Linked DNA regions of Homo sapiens: region 1 is linked to region 2. The links are chromatin loops, found by intact Hi-C in ENCODE. Cell type or tissue: psoas muscle. All regions are shown on one strand. Each heading gives the region's core, and the rest is flanking DNA. Links, peaks and the distances in the headings are about the cores only. Region 1 has its middle 10 kb from the start of GRIK4. Region 2 has its middle 95 kb from the start of TECTA.

The links. Peaks named below come from ENCODE experiments on the same cell type or tissue, not always from the same donor. Only the 100,000 strongest peaks of a DNase experiment are listed, where the experiment ranks them.
Region 1: a loop joins it to region 2, with 5 times the contacts of the local background. A loop is called at or near these places in 66 of 110 quality-filtered maps.

What each region holds. Positions count from the first base shown.
Region 1 is chr11:120,497,181-120,505,519 of GRCh38, forward strand. No RefSeq gene overlaps it. Among named protein-coding and RNA genes, the nearest start is that of GRIK4, 10 kb to the right of the region's middle. RefSeq lists enhancers at 6,267-6,326, 6,537-6,596. In psoas muscle, for the core only: no CTCF peak of the experiment used is centred there; a DNase peak (open chromatin) is centred at 3,458; H3K27me3 peaks cover 4,431 bases.
Region 2 is chr11:121,191,842-121,200,180 of GRCh38, forward strand. No RefSeq gene overlaps it. Among named protein-coding and RNA genes, the nearest start is that of TECTA, 95 kb to the left of the region's middle. In psoas muscle, for the core only: a CTCF peak has its summit at 3,083 (motif pointing left); no DNase peak of the experiment used is centred there; H3K27me3 peaks cover 1,156 bases.

The DNA of each region.
Region 1 (8,339 bases), core at 307-8,306, 690 kb before region 2:
ATTAGCTGTGCGTGGTGGCAGGCGCCTGTAGTCCCAGCAACTTGGGAGGCTGAGGCAGGGGAATCACTTGGACCCGGGAGGCAGAGGTTGCAGTGAGCCGAGATCGCACCATTGCACTCCAGTCTGGCGACAGAGCAAGACTCCATCTGAAAATAAATAAATAAATAAATAAATAAATAAATAAATAAATAAATAAATAATGGCTGGCCAGACATGGTGGCTCATGCCTGTAATCCTAGCACTTTGGGAGGCTGAGGAGGGTGGATCGCTTGTCACTTGAGCCCAAGAGTTCAAGACCAGCTTGGGCAACATGGTGAAACACCATCTTACAAACAATAGAAAAATTAGCTAGGTGAGGTGATGTGCGCCTGTAGTCACAGCTACTTGGGAGGCTGAAGTGGGAGGATCACTTGAGCCCAGGAAGCGGAGGTTGCAGTGAGCCATGATCTGCACTCCAGCCCAGCAATCAAAATAAAATAAAAAATAAAAATATTAGCTACAACTTAATGAGTACAAACTATGTGTCAGGTGCTGTACACTACATACATGACTCCTGTCTTCACAAAAACCTCATAAGGTAAGTGGTTTTTCTCCATTTTTACAGAGCAGGTAACTGAAGCTAGTAGTGATTATGATGTTCCCAGTGGCACAGCTAGGATTCAAGATAAGGTCTGTCTTCCACCAAAGCTTGTCTTTTTTACCCGGCTGCAGAAATAGTTTCTGTACTTAAAGGTGTTTACAGCCTAGTAGTGACAAGTACATGAATATTAATTTTCTGCTTTTCTCCCTCCCTAAATTGCAGTTATCTACACTGGACTAAGGGGCAGAAATTCTGAGAAGTTTGCATTCCATTCAAGGTGTTTGATCTTGGGAATGACTTGAACACAACTAAACATTTAAAGAGATTAACTCAGCAGCTGAATTATGCTAAAGTAGAATAAAGCAGGCAAAGGAGAGTTGGGAGGCAGGAAGGCTAGCAGAGTGATAATATCTGAACAAGAGGCTTACATTTGGTAAAGTAGGAACAGAAAGGGGAAAAATGGTGTAGTTGAGGTAGAAATTACAGATGTTAGCATGTAAGTTAATATGTAGCATAAGGAGAGGGAGGAGTTTAAAAAACAAGACTTTCTGTGAACCAAAGAGATTGATTAACAACTGGGAAAGCATAGAGCAGAGATAGGCTTTGAGGGGAAAATCAGTGTAATTTTGGCCATGTTGAGTTTTAGGTAGCAGTGTTGTCTCAACTTACAGATGTCTAGCAAGATGTGGCAAATACAGTTCCAGAGCTAAATCAAGTTGTCATTCGTGTTGTTTCAGTTGGATTAAGGACATAATCCACAATTGTGTGCATAAAATCTGTGTCATAAAATCTCAGAATTGAAAGTACTTTAGAGTCTGTCAACTGATTGGGGAAACCAAATGTGGTATATTCATATAGGGGAATATTCTTTGCCCTTAAAAAAGGAATGAAGTACAGATAACATGCGACATAATGAATCTTGAAAACTTTATGCTAGGTGGAGAAGGCGGTCCCCAATTGTATGGCCACATATTGTATGATTCCTTTATATGAAATATGTAGAATAGGAAAACCAATAGAAAGTAGATTAGTGGTTGCCAGGGACTGGGGAGAGGGGAGGGTGTTCATGGATATTTGGTAATGAAAAGATTTGGAATTTTTTCAGGGGCGGTGGCAAAAATGTTCTGGAATTAGTGGCAATGGCTGTATGACCTTGCAAATATACTAAAAACCACGGAGTCGTACACTTTAAAATGGTGAATTTTATGGCATATGAATTATATATTTTTTAAGTGGAAGAAAAAAAGTACCTCAGAGATCACCTACTGTGTCCTCATACTGAGTGACTCAGTGCCTTTGTCCCTTCTCTACTCACACTGGAGATGGGTGAACATCTTCTGTCTTAGGGAACTTATCTTTTTGCCCAATAACCCATTCTATTTTTTTGAGACTTCTAATTGGTGTATGTGGCATAGTGGGTAGGAAGAATGGTCTCTCGACATCAGAAAGTGCTGGCTTTGCCACTTACTGACTTGCGTGACATTGGGCAAGTGAATTTCGTTAAGCGTCAGTTTCAGCATCTGCAAAAACTGAGTTAATAATAGTACCTTCCTCAGGGTTGCATTGACGAAAATGAAACAATGCACGTGGCGTGCCCAGCAGCTAGTAAATACTTTATATTCGGTCATAATTAGTCTTTTATTTCTTGCTTGCCCCTCACAATATAAAATACCTCATAAGAGGTCAGTTGCTACACTTTGGTTTGTCTGTTGTTTGTTTTTGAAACAGAGTCTCGCTCTGTCACTCAGGCTGGAGCGCAGTGGTGAGATCTCAGCTCACTGCGACCTCCACCTCCTGGGTTCAAGCAATTCTCCTGCCTCAACCTCCCAAGTAGCTGGGATTACAGGCATGCACCACCGTATCCAGCTAATTTTTGTATTTTTAGTAGAGATGGGGTTTCGCCATATTGACCAAGCTAGTCTTGAACTCCTGACCTCAAGCGATCCTCCAGCCTCAGCCTCCCAAAGTGCTGGGATTACAGGTGTGAGCCACCACAACTGGCCAGTTGCTACACTTTGTTTTTTGATTTCCTCATAGTCCAAAAAGTCTACCGCGTACAGGAACATACGGCAAGGACAGTTGGGATAAGCTGTGAAAATGTATGGTTTTTTTTTTTCTTTAAAGAATCTCAGTGGGATCTACTGATGCGTTGACATTATGCCAACTTGCCAGCAATTTCGTTTTTCCCTTCAAGATGTCTGTGAACAGTGTGGCAAAAGAGATGAGGCGCCTTGGGGTCTTAACTGCACGATGGCCGGCAAGACACCAGGGAAGCTTCATGTTTTCCCTCCACCTTCAGAGATGCAGTGATACTGAGAGTTGAGAGCAGTTTTATTTAGCATCAGGCAGCTGGGCTGACCTTTCCCAGCACCCCCATGCTCTTTGGTAACTAAAGGTAGAAAGAGAAAGACCATTTTTTAAGTATGTGAACATAAGGAGGAGTCCCTTCCTAAATTCTTGCTGTAACCTCCAACTTCTTATCCTTGTTTTGGCTAAGATTAGACAAGTATTATGAAGTGATATGACACCAAAAGGCTAGACAGGAGAGGATTTATATAGATTCAATCATCTAGAAGATTTGGCAATTTTTTACAAGCCATTTGTTTTTTGTTTCTTGGTTTTTTTTTTTTTGAGACAGAGTCTCGCTCTGTCGCCCAGGCTGGAGTGCAGTGGTGCGATTTCGGCTCCTGCAACCTCCGCCTCCCAGTTTAAAGTGATTCTCTTGCCTCAGCCTTCCGAGCAGCTGAGACTACAGGCGCCTGCCACCACCCCCGGCTGATTTTTGTATTTTTAGTAGAGGCCAGATTTCACCATATTGGCCAGGCTGGTCTCCAACTCCTGACCTCAAATGATCCACCCACCTCGGCTTCCCAAAGTACTGGAATTACAGGCGTGGGCCACAGCGCCCGGCCAAGCTACTTGTTTTATTAGGTGTCCAGTGCAGTCTTGATGTTAGCTGAAGATGTTTGGGTAATCTCTTGTATCGCTTCATAAAACAGCATAATAAACCCAATAGTAGCAGCATTCAATAGCTTTGCACCAAGGAAATGTTCCCTCCCACCTCTCATTCCCTCTGCTTCCTACTCCCCAATCCCTACCTCAAGCCACCTGCTGGGCAGCTGGAACCACAAATCACCAGCATTACTTCCAGAGGAATAAAACAGCCTACATCCCCCACCCCCCCACCCCCGTCCCCGCCTGCTTTGTTTTTAGCTGGTTTGTTTGTTTTCGGATGTCAGTAATGTGAAGTATTTCCCCTAATCAATGTTTTAACCTTCTTGTTGATATTTATTCAGCTTGGTTGAATGTACTGTGTTAAAGCATCCATGAGCTCTATGCATGGGAGAGTAAATCTGAATTTCTCTCTTTTCTCTGGAGACATCATAATATTTCCTATTATCAGAGGATTGTTTTGCTAGGATATTAATGAGCAGTTTCTCTGCTGGAGTTGTCATTGCTTCCCTCTTCCTTCAGCTCCCAAACAATTTTGAATTAACATGGAAACCAAGTTTAATTTCTTGACTCATCTCCTCTGGCTTTGAATTTCCTTTTCTGTTTCATGCTGTTGTCAATAATTTGGTGCTCCCATCTGTCCATTTCTGCTCACCATGTTATTGATAATGTGATTAACCCCCTACTCCATTGCTATTTATTTAGTGATAAATTATTTCTGATCATGTGTGCTATATTTTCTTTACTCAGATCTAAGGTATAATTAGGGAAGAGAGCTGAACAAAATAACCTTTTTTTCCCTTCTCTTACCATGGTGTTGGGTGAAACATGCTGTCCAGCAGGTCCCTGTCTTTTATAATGGAAGGAGAACGTGCTTTTATATGCAAATCCAGATGTGTGATGGTGGTTTGTTTACCTTACTTTGTGCTTAATGAGATTCTCCAGATATTGTTATGTTGAAGTACTGCTTCTATTTTTATTATCTAACATTTATTAAATGTCAACCATGTGCTCTGTTAAACAAAGAATAGCACAGTTCTGTCTGGACTCAGAGTCTAGATGCTTAGTTTCAGCCCTAGTGACTAAAACCTGTATAATGGACGGTGTATGTTATCCTGGGGAATGTTTTCCAAATATTGTATTTTAAAATGATAAACAATTGGACCCTGCCCCTGGGAGAGACACATCTGAAACAAGGCACATGTATAAAACAAGGCGCAGAATAAGAGAGAGAAAGATACAGTTGAACTTACTTTAAAAGTAAGATTGATTTTTTTTACCTTAATTTTTACTCTTGAAATTTCAAGTGATAGGTTGAATTTTCCAGCTGTTTTGATTTCACCTATGTTTTCCATTCTACAAAGAATGTTTTGATCTTTTCATCTGGCCCAAGGCAAAGCTGGTGACTTGGCTCAGTTACAAGAAAAGAGCCCGGAACCTTACGGAGCAGGAATGTAGATTTTAGCTCATTTCAGTGGCACAGCTTGGTTTGGTGAATCACTTTGTACCTCGGATTCTTTATATCAGGATGGTGGTGGGGTTGTTAAAATATAACTAGTGGAAGGGGAATATTTTGATTTCAAATCAGAAAATACAACTTAAAGGCTCATAATTTACTACTAAATAGCTATTTTCAGCCAGGCATGGTGGCTTATACATGTAATCCCAGCACTTTGGGAGGTTGAGGCAGGCAGATCACTTGAGCCTAGGAGTTTGAGACCAGACTGGGCTAGAAAGTGAGACTCTCATCTTTACAAAAAATCAAAAAATTACCTGGGTGTGGTGGCACACCCATGTGATCCAAGCTACATGGGAGGCTGAGGCAGGAGGATTGCTTAAGCCTAGGAGTTGAAGGCTGCAGTGAGCTATGATACTACCGCTGCACTCCAGCCTGGGCAGCAGAGTGAGACCCTGTCTCAAAACAAACAAATAATATTAAAAATAAATACAAATTTTCTTATCTTTGAAACGAGGATAACACAACTCAGGGTTGAAATGAGAAATATGATGATGGCTGTGAAAGCACTTTGTAAACCATGATGTGCTTTGCACATTTATCCTCAGAATGCTTACTACTCATTAGTTCAAATTTATATATAAGCTCTACGTCCAGGGCCGGGTGCAGTGGCTCACTCCTGTAATCCCAGCCTTTTGGGAGGCCGAGGCAGGTGGATCGCTTGAGGTCAGGAGTTCGAGATCAGCCAGGCCAACATGGCGAAACCCCATCCCTACTAAAAATATAAAAATTAGCTGGGTGTGGTGGCGGCTGCCTGTAATCCCAGCTACTGGGGAGGTTGAGGCAGGAGAATTGCTTGAACCCAGTAGGCAGAGGTTGCAGTGAGTCAAGATCATGCCACTGCCCTCCAGCCTGGGTGACAGAGCGAGACTCCATCTGAAAAAAAAAAAAAATAAATAATAAGATATGTATCCAAATGCATTTACTTGTGCATTCGGATTGATTATGTTGTTAATGAGTAAGGTGCAGAGGCAACAGTGTTGAGCTGAGGACTGGAATTAGTGGGGACCGCCACTAAGGGAGTGCACAGGGGAATGTTGCCTGTGTAGGTCTCACTGGAGTGAGCTGGTTCTTGGGGAATGGAACCACACCAGCAAAAATCGAGGACAGTGCCTGCCACCTAGGAGCCACGGAGTAATTGTTCACTACCTTCAACTGATGGTTGAAAACACAGTCCTGGGAGTAGCCTCCAGTATTTAATAAACCTTTTCTCCCTTCCCCCACCCACTTCTTTAGCCAACTACACCATAAAACAGACCCTTCTATCGCTACCAAAAATAAAAATCTTGTCTTTGGGGTTGGGAGAGATAAGACTTACTTGGTTATTAACTGTATAGGTATTTGTATATAGGTATTTTCAGCTGGGTCTACCTCTTCAACTTTTGTTTTTCAGTTTAATTTCTCTATTCCTCTTTCCCAGCCAAATTTTTAAGTCAACCATACACCTCAACAGGGGGCCTAATTAATTAGCATTTTAAAAGCAGTGTACTCCCTCAGAAGGGTGGAGGGGGAGGGTAGCTTGGAGTCAGTTTGTATTCAGAAGAACAAGGTATTATTGTGTGTGCTGGATTTTTTTTTTTTGAGACGGAGTCTAGCTCTGTCACCAGGCTGGAGTGCAGTGGCGCAATCTCAGCTCACTACAACCTCTGCCTCCCGGGTTCAAGTGATTCTCCTGCCTCAGCCTCCTGAGTAGCTGGGATTACAGGCACCCGCCACGACGCCCGGGTACTTTTTGTATTTTTAGTAGAGACACAGTTTCACCATGTTGGTCAGTCAGGCTGGTCTCGAACTCCTGACCTCATGTGATCTGCCCGCCTCAGCCTCCCAAAGTGCTGAGATTACAGCGTGAGCCACCGCACCCTGCCGTGTGTGCTGAAGTTTACCCAAATGCTTAATGCTGGAAAATGCTTGAAGAAAACCATCCTTCCTCTGGCAGGAGGTGCAGTCTGACATGGAAGCATAAAGCAATATATAGAGACACGTTTTCATTTTTACTCTACTTACTGTTTTCATTCCTGAAAGTATATGCATGTGTGTGTTACAAGAAGTCATTTTAAAAAACAAACATGATGTTCATCTATTCAGATTGGTTTTATTTTGGAACTGTCTTCCTCTCATGTAAATGTATCCTTTTTAAAAAAGGCCATTAATGCTATTTACCTAGTAACACTTCAGTGTGTCAATAATATTACTTTTGTCAATAGAGCACTTAAGTAATTATTGCCTTTTCTGGTATTAAGTATCTTCGCTGCATTTAAAGAAAAGCACCCATACATCTAAAGAAAAAGGTCCAAAAACATAAGGCAAGTTTTTACTTTCAACAATAAGTGTTACATTTCTCCAAAGATCCAAATTTCCTTTTAGCCTTGGGCCAAGAAGACAGACTGAGAGAATCCAAGAATTTACAGATGGAAGTTACCTCATTCAACCTCCTAATCTACTGCTGGAATACCCTCTAGGGCAGCCCTGGCAGATGGCCATCCATCTGCTTGTATACTTCCAGGGCTGGGGAGCTCATTATCTCCTGAGGCAACTCATAAATTCTTTCTTATTTGAGCTAAAAGTGGCCTCTCTGTAACTTCTTTTTTTTTGAGACAGAGTCTCGCTCTATCGGCCAGGCTGGAGTGCAGGGCACGATCTTGGCTCACTGCAACCTCTGCCTCCCGGGCTCAAGCAATTCTCCTGCCTCAGCCTCCCGAGTAGCTGGGATTACAGGTGCGTGCTACCATGCCCGGCTAATTTTTGTATTTTTAGTAAAGATGGGGTTTCACCATATTGGCCAGGCTGGTCTCGAACTCTTGATCTCAGGTAATCTACCCGCCTCGGTCTCCCAAAGTGCTGGGATTACAGGCATGAGCCACCGTGCCCGGCCGCCTCTCTGTAACTTCTATCCACTGGTCCTGGTTGTGGAGCAACGTAAGAAAGATCTTAAGTATTTGAAGATAGCTACTACATTTCCCTTTTGTCTTTTCCGAATTAAGATAACTGAATTGTTTTAAAATGAAGATTTTTGCCTGGAATCTGGAAGAACAAGATGGAAATGAGTGTATGTTAACTGTTGTTATAAAGGAAACCTTTGTTATAATTGCAGCTCACTGGTAAGGTATCTCTTCTAGTATTTCACACTTGGGCATAGCCTCCTATATAATACCCCTCTTGAAAGTAACCTATCCCTTACTGAGCTACGAAGAGTAAGAAGTCCCTCCTGGGTGAATAGAATCTTATACCTTTTGCTATTCTGAATTCCTTAAGAGAGCCCAAATTCCTAAGCATTGCTCTGAGATAAAATTT
Region 2 (8,339 bases), core at 59-8,058:
TCTTGGATTTAAACGGATAGCATTTTTATATTTTTCTGGGAACGCTGAAAAGCTGAGCAAAAATGCTTAGTGTTCTTTGAACATGAGTGTGAGTGAAATGGCCATTGTCTCATATGTCAAAGCACTGGCATCACACTGTCACTGGGCTGAAGAAGTGCGGTGTAGACTGAGTGTGCACTGAGCTGTTTTGTTCTCCCAGCCCCCTGGGAGAGTCAACACATTCGAGCTTATCTCAGCAGTCACACATGCTGTGCAGCTGAGCGGACAACTGGTATTGATGGAGAAAAATATGTGTCTGCTTCTGCTTGGACATCTTAAGATCTTTTGGGGAAATGCTGAGCACTGAGATGGATTAAGGAGTCAAGCCATTGTCTATTCTAGCTGAGACACAGTACTTCGTCCTCAGCAAGATAGAAATGGATGTTAGGTGTGTGATCTTTTTTTTTTTGAGACGGAGTCTGGCTCTATCGCCCAGGCTGGAGTGCAGTGGCACGATCTTGGCTCACTGCAAGCTCTGCCTCCCAGATTCACGCCATTCTCCTGCCTCAGCCTCCCAGAATAGCTGGGACTACAGGCACCCGCCACCATGCCCCGCTAATGTTTTGTATTTTTTTAGTAGAGACGGGGTTTCACCATGTTAGCCAGGATGGTCTCAATCTCCTGACTTCGCAATCTGCCTGCCTCGGCCTCCCAAAGTGCTGGGATTACAGGCATGAGCCACTGCGCCTGCTCTAAGTGTGTGTTCTTTGTTTGCATGAAAACCTGGATTCCATACTATCCCATACTTCAAGATCAGAGGATTCAGATGAGCTTATGCACCATTTCCATTCATGCCATTAAAGGTTTAGGCTTTTGAAATCAAACAGATTATGAGCTAAATATAATAATGTGTCATTTATGGTTTTACCTGAGATCCTTAGATGATTTTTTTTTTTCCCCTGAGACAGGGTCTCACTCCTGTTGCCAAGGCTGGAGTCTATTAGCATGATCTTGGCTCATTGCAGCCTCGACTTTCTGTGCTCAAGTGATCCTACTACTTCAACCTTCTTAGTAGCTGGGACTACAGGCATGCACCACCATGCCCAGCTAATTTTTTATATTTTTAGTAGAGATGAGGTTTTACCATGTTGCCCAGGCTGGTCTCGAACTCCCGGGCTCAGGCAACCCACTCACCTTGGCCTCCTAAAGTGCTGGGATTATGGGCGTGAGCCAACACACCTGCCTTTTTAGATGAATTTTAACTGAAAACATACAAGGAGGAAATGGTGTATTACTTACTTGACAACACCTCTTTATTGATTCCCATATTAAAGTCATTAGAAATTCCTCGATTAAAAATTCTAGTTTTTTTTCTTAAAGCTTTTTACTTGAAATCCTTTTTGCCACACTTTCATTCTTGGCTTTTGGTTTTCTCACTTGGTTGGCATCCTTCACATGTCTACCATCAAGATAAACCTGGTTGTAATGCCACAACAGAAAACCCCAGGCCAGGTGTGGTGGCTTATACCTATAATTCCGGCACTTTGGGAGACCCAGGCAGACAGATCACCTGAGCCCAGGATATTGAGACTAGCCTGAGCAACATAGTGAGAGCCCATCTCCACAAAAAAAATACAAAAATTAGCCAGGGGTGGTGGCGCATGCCTGTAGTCTCAGCTACTTGGGAGGCTCAGTTGGGAGGATCGCTTGAGCCTGGGCGGTTGAGGCTGCAGTGAGCCATGATCATGGCACTGCAATCCAGCCTGGACAACAGAATGAGATTTTTGTCTCAAAAAAGGAGAACACCCCCACAATCTCAGTGACTTAACAAAGGTTTCTTTCTTACTCACACAAGTCGCCCCTGCTTTCATTGTCATCCTGGAATGGAAGTTGCTGGAGGCTTTATTATCCTTCAATGTTGTCAGCTCAATGTGTGGCTTCAAGATTCACCTTTGCAAGGGAAGACAGCCTGGAGAATCCCACCGTAGCTCTTCCGTGCTTCTGCCTGAAGTGACACATATCGCTTCTGTTCCCACTTCATTGGTCAATGACAGCCAGATGGCTGTAACTGACTTTTAGAGATGAGGAAGCACAAACATCCCGTGTGCCTGGAAGGCAGAAGAACTGGAAATCAGTGGTGATGGTGCTCACATTGCCTTTGAGTCCGTCACTTCTATCTGGATTAAAGAGAAATACTTCTACAGAACTGAAAACAAACGGGCCCTTTAGTTGACTTCCTGGAAGGCAGAAGAACTGAGAGATGATCCTGACTCTTCCACTAATTCTCTACTTGAAACACAAATTATTACATGCCTCAATACCTTAATTTTCCTCTAGGTAACATAAGAACATGAAGCTTCTTTTCATATGTTCTTATGTCACAAAGTGGCACTAGACACTTGAACTGGGGAACCCCACCCACTCTCCTACCCCCTCGAACCCAATCCCTTCTCTTTTTACAAAGAGAAGCCATATGATAGTATATGTTAAGATAACTTCAGAGCATTGCCTTTTCCTGCTGCTCTAAAAGATTTACTTGCGGGGTGAAGGGGTGAGAAAGTGCATGCTTAGCAAAGGTTGAAAACGAAGTTAATTGGGAATCTTATTGACTTGGTATTTGTTTGATATCAAAAGAAACATCTTGGGGTCTGACATTTGTGACCACTGGGAATTCTGTAATTAGTTTCTCAACCAGTAGTAGGTATGTATTCTACTCAAAATTCTAACGACAAAACTTGAGAGCGCTAATTGTTTAACATTGTCTAATATTCTAGCTATTTTTAGAACCATTTGACATTTAGTGGGAGCTTGAAATCTAATAAAATTTCTTTCAACCAGAGGAATTAAGTAATTATCAAAAGACAATCATGAAGGGCTAGGGTAATAAAAAATTACTTCTTTACTAATTCTGAATTAATTTACCATCCACCCTGTTTTGAACTTCCCAGCCTTTCTCCTAAAACTCAGGGGATCTCTACAGCTTGTACTTCATTGCAATTTGGGCCTGTTTAGAAGACCATGATGATATTTTGCAGTGCCCCATACGCTGACATCTGCAGCACAGTCCAGTGAAAAAGGAAATGAAACAGCGCCCTCTAGTGTCTGCTGTTTATTTTTGCATGAAGCTCAAATGTGTATTGAACCACACCAATCGAATTATGATTCCGGTCCCCCGCCCCACTACCACCCTGAAACCTTAGACGCAGGACATTATGAGAATATAGCTTTAGAAAACACATCAAATGCCAAGGACGTTTTCTGGAGAACAGTATGGGATTTATTTTTATGCATACCGTACGCATTACTCCAGGAAATACCAGCACTTGGCATCCCATGCAAATTTTGCCCTTAATATCCGTTTCTCTAATGTGTTGACAAAAATAGCTGTCAAGAAAAATTAAGTACCTCTTTAAGATGTTGAGAAATAAACAATCTGATCAAGAAAAACCCATGCAATATTTAGTGGTCTTTTCCCCCCAGCAGAATGTGAAATACTTTCACATGCACCTACAGCACAACGGCAATAACTCTGTTCTGACTAATGGAAGGCTCTGTTTGTGATGGTTTAATTATGTTTGCTGAAATACGACTCTCATATAAGACAACATCTCCATGGCAGAGGGACAGATCTCTGTGTCTATAGATAGAAATAAAATACAAAAGACTCATCATTCCATGAAGAACTCAGCAATCAAATTCTATTTGCTAAGGAAACAAATGGAGGAAGAATGTTCACTGTACATTTCGTTGTGTGTTTCTGTTTGCATCTAGCCTCTAGGTTAGCTGTTGTTTTGTTCAGTAGCATAAGATACTGATGGTGAAATAATTTTGAAATTAAGATAGTCTCCTATTGGACGAAATAACAATCCCTTACACAAATGTAGCATCTTTCATAACAAATGCTTTGCCACTGTATTTAATATTGTTCAGTCCTAGATCATGCTGCATTCTGACAGAGAAATTAGAGGAAAAGTACTAAGTTGAAGTTATATATATCCAAAAGTACTAACTAAAGAAGAACATAAACCTACTCATATATGTATGCTTTTATGTGTAGGTTTATTTAATAATTTTTAACTTCTAATGAGACATATTAGAATGATAGTGACCTTTTGAGCCTTTTAAGAACAAACAAACTTAGAATTCTTTATTTTCTCCCCCTAACTTTTGAATTCCTTTGTGGAATACTTTAGGGTACAAAAATCCACCGATATTGCCCTATTTTAATTGGGCAAAAATACATTATTTTACTGAAAAAGATAACATTTAATTACTTTAAGGCTTGAAAACCTTTGCGTTGGATCAACCTAGTATTAGTGGAATTATTTAAATTTCAAGACTGTAGGCACATAGAAATTTGTTACTGAGTTAATTATATGTTAACCAAAGGCAGAAAAAACAAGGTTCCTAGTATTTCCCTTTTATCTGCCAAAAACATTCTTAATTTAACAGGCCATCCTGGTCCTTAAATGTGGTTTATATAACTAGGTGGGTCATTCAAATCAAGAAGTTACAAGTGTGTATTTATTCACACTTTCCATGAGTCTCTACGTTGATGACTGCAAAATGCTGTTAAGGAATATCTGCAGCCGTGCAGGGGACGGAGTCTGCTCTCCTGAAAAGTCACGATCAGAAAGCAATTTGGCAAACTAATTCGACAAGGGGAAAATGACTTAACATATAATGCAGAAGCATCTAGGTGTCATATCAGAATATTCAAAGCATAAAATGAGAAAAAGGGCTGTGGATAGCACATAACCCAATTTTTTCCCCCTAAAAAAGCCCCATATTTGAAATGCTTACTTTGAATCTCCAAGAGAGAAGAAGAGTGGAAGTATTCTGAATATTAATTTAAGATTAGCAGGAATGTAGTGAGTCTAGAGATACTTGGCCACTATGGATTTTATTCATGTCTCCTGTTGTTAGCCTGTTCTATTTGTATTCTCAACCTGGTCATGTTGATACAAAATTACTTTCATTAGTTAATTTTAAGTAGAACCCCAAAACTAAGTTGACATTTGTATCTTGTTTAGACAAATTTCCCTGAAAACACAGGCTGCCTAAATCACAGGAAAACATGTCTCCATCATACAAAGTTAAATGCTTCTTATTTTGAAGAATAGTTTCAGACAGTCACAACCCACAAGGACTTTGTTGTATTTCTAGGCATTATACTCCAGAAACACAAATTCGGCAAAAGTCAACTTTCCAGGTAGATCCCCAAAGAGGCACCCCTAACTCTTGCAAACCAAGAGACCTCACGGCAACAACTATTTCTCTGTCCTCTGCCTTAGGGTTTTGCATACTTTGTTAGGAAGATACAACTGTAGAACTTTAATGTGTGGTGATTTGATAAATTTTACAATAAAATTTGTAAAATGTATGGTTGTATTTCTAAGTCTTCTACCAGAAAGTATCATTCTGAGGTGCTCTCATGTTATAGAAACAGCAACATAAACAACAACAAAACTCCTCATCTTTGGGTCTGCTGTTAGAAGTGGGTTCTTTCAATGCCACCGCTAAAACATGCACTTGAGTCACTGATCACTGGCAAAGTCTGCTCTTATTGTTTTATTTGTAAAACAATTCCCACATTACTTATCCCAACCCTATTGTAAGTTGATTTTTTTTTTTTTTTTTTTTTTTTTTAAGACGGAGTCTCGCTCTGTCGCCCAGGCTGGAGTGTGGTGGCGCGATCTCGGCTCACTGCAAGCTCTGCCTCCCGGGTTCATGCCATTCTCCCGCCTCAGCCTCCCGAGTAACTGGGACTACAGGCGCCCACCACCACGCCCGGCTAATTTTTTTGTATTTTTAGTAGAGACGGGGTTTCACCATGTTAGCCAAGATGGTCTCGATCTCCTGACCTCGTGATCCACCCGCCTCGGCCTCCCAAGGTGCTAGGATTACAGGCGTGAGCCACAGCACCTGGCCGAGTTTTTCCTTCTCACCAGAAGAATGTAAATGTACATGGGTTGGAAAAATGAGAGTGGCAGAACCTTTTAGTTTTGTGAAGGTAGCACAAGGATATTTTGTTCCTATATGTTGCAAAGTGCAGCTGAGGATGATGGAAGGAGTGCAGAGGGCCAGGGCTGTGGGTGGCCCCTGCATTGGCCTCAACTTCTCATGGAACCCTGAGTTAGCCAGGTGGGCCAGATGCCCTTGAAGGTACAGTCAGTCTCCTTCCAAAAATGTAAAAAAAAAAAAAAAAAAAGGAAATTCACTTTACTAAAACCCCTAAGCAGATTTTTATCAAAGATAGAGAAAATGATCTTAATTCTGAGATATTTGGAAAATACTATCAGAAAGAAAACAATGAATCTCTCAGATTTAATTCAGTGAGTAAAAATCTACTGGAATCAAGAACTAAGAAATAAAATATAAACACAGGATTGCCCTGAGGAAAAAAGTTTGAATTTAACAAAGTAATTCCTTGTAGACACTAAACCAATGTAAAGCAAGCAACCAAGGGCTTTGATGCCACTGCCTTTAAATAAACACATGATTTCATAAATGGAAAAAAAGCTAAACTGATTACCTTGAAAAATGAGTAAATAAATATTAGAGCAAATCCATAGATGTATTAGCTCGTTCTTGCACTGCTGTAAAGAACTACCTGAGACTGGGTAATTTATAAAGAGAAGGTGTCTAATTGGCTCACAGTTTAGCAGGCTGTACAGGAAGTATGGTTGGGAGGCCGCAGGAAACTTACAATTGTGGCAGAAGGCAAAGCAGGCATTTCTTCACATGGCCAGAGCAAGAGGAAGAGAGAGAGCGGGAGGTGCTACTCACTTTTAAACAACTAGATCTCATGAGAACTTACTATCATGAGAACAGCAAGGGGGAAATCTGCCCCTATGATCCAATCCCCTCCCACCAGGTCCCTCCTCCAACACTGGGGATTACAATTCCACATGAGATTTGGGCGGGGACACAGACCCAAACCACATCAATAGGATACTAAGAAACACCAGTAATTTCCCCCGAGGATGCTGCGAAACAAGTTCCTTGGCCATTCCTTTAGCTATAAAGTCCCAGTTATTAAGGACATTAAGGTTCCATTTTATTTTTGCATTTTTGTGTGTATGCGTGTGTGTGTAACTTAAAGCTTCAGGGTAAAAGTTGATGAATCTTAAAATTTTTAGTATTTAGCTCTAAAATTTTATTCTCCAAAACACATCAATATTTAGCAAAGGTTCTATTTTATTTTCCCAAAGTTAGATGGCACTAGAGTTTTGTTATTCAAAATCCATTCATCTCCATTTATTAGGCTTTCAGATTCTGAGAACTTCTTCGGCTTCCTCTGCCAGCTTGTCTACCTTTGTCATGATAATACTCAAAACTTGAGATTCAGAAAAGAAATTCTGACTTTTTAAATGAAAGAAATATGGACCTCTCAAACTGATCTCAAAGAAAAATGGGACCCAAGACTTTCATTAAACCACATGAAATAGAGCACTTGGCAAATGCTGGATAACAAAGTCCTCTGGGGGGAAAGAAAGAAAGAAAAAGAAAGAAAGAAAGAAAGAAAGAAAGAAAGAAAGAAAGAAAGAAAGAAAGAAAGAAAGAAAGAAAAGAAATTCTCATGAGTAAAAATCAGTGTTTTTACCTTTATGTTGTTGTTTGGGCAGAATTGATAAACTGAATCAAATTTCTCTTTAAAAGCAATTTAGAAAAGAATGAGTGTGCTGCTATATTCCTCTTATAAAAAGAAGTTTACTGTGGTAGGAAATGTAAATTCATGAGCCAAACACAAATTCCAAGAATGGCATCAACTTCAACCTGGGATTCTAGCTGTTCTTTGCTATAGTCGTAAAGTGTAAACTCAGTGGAAATTCTGAGCCTGATACATCTAGATTTAGAGCCTGTGTGTGGATTCCTAGGGGCCCTTTCTGAGGCAGCTCTCCTGCCTACTCCCCCTCTGTTTAATCAGCATTCGATGACTTCACGTGTCAGTCTGGCTCCTCTGGACTATGTCAGGATTTAGAAACAGTCAAAAAAAAAAAAAAAAAACACACACAAAAAAAACACCAAACCTGATTAGTTGACCCTAAAGATTAGAGTCTTTCAGTCAACTAAAGAATTAAGACTTTTATTTTAAAAGAACCTGTTATTGTTTATTTACCATACACTAAGCCCGGTGATGAGGGTTTAGCATCTATTATTTCCTTGAGTCCCCTTCAGTGACCTTAAAAAATGGTTATTTCCTGTTTTTATAAATGAAGAAACAGTGATTCAAAGAAGTTAAGTAACTTGCACAGGCCATTTTATTTGATTTCATAGAATTTTTGATGGAGTTGAAAGAATCACTGCAAGGGACCTTGTCTGGGCATCTCAGTAAACAAAATGTGAAATATAGTAGA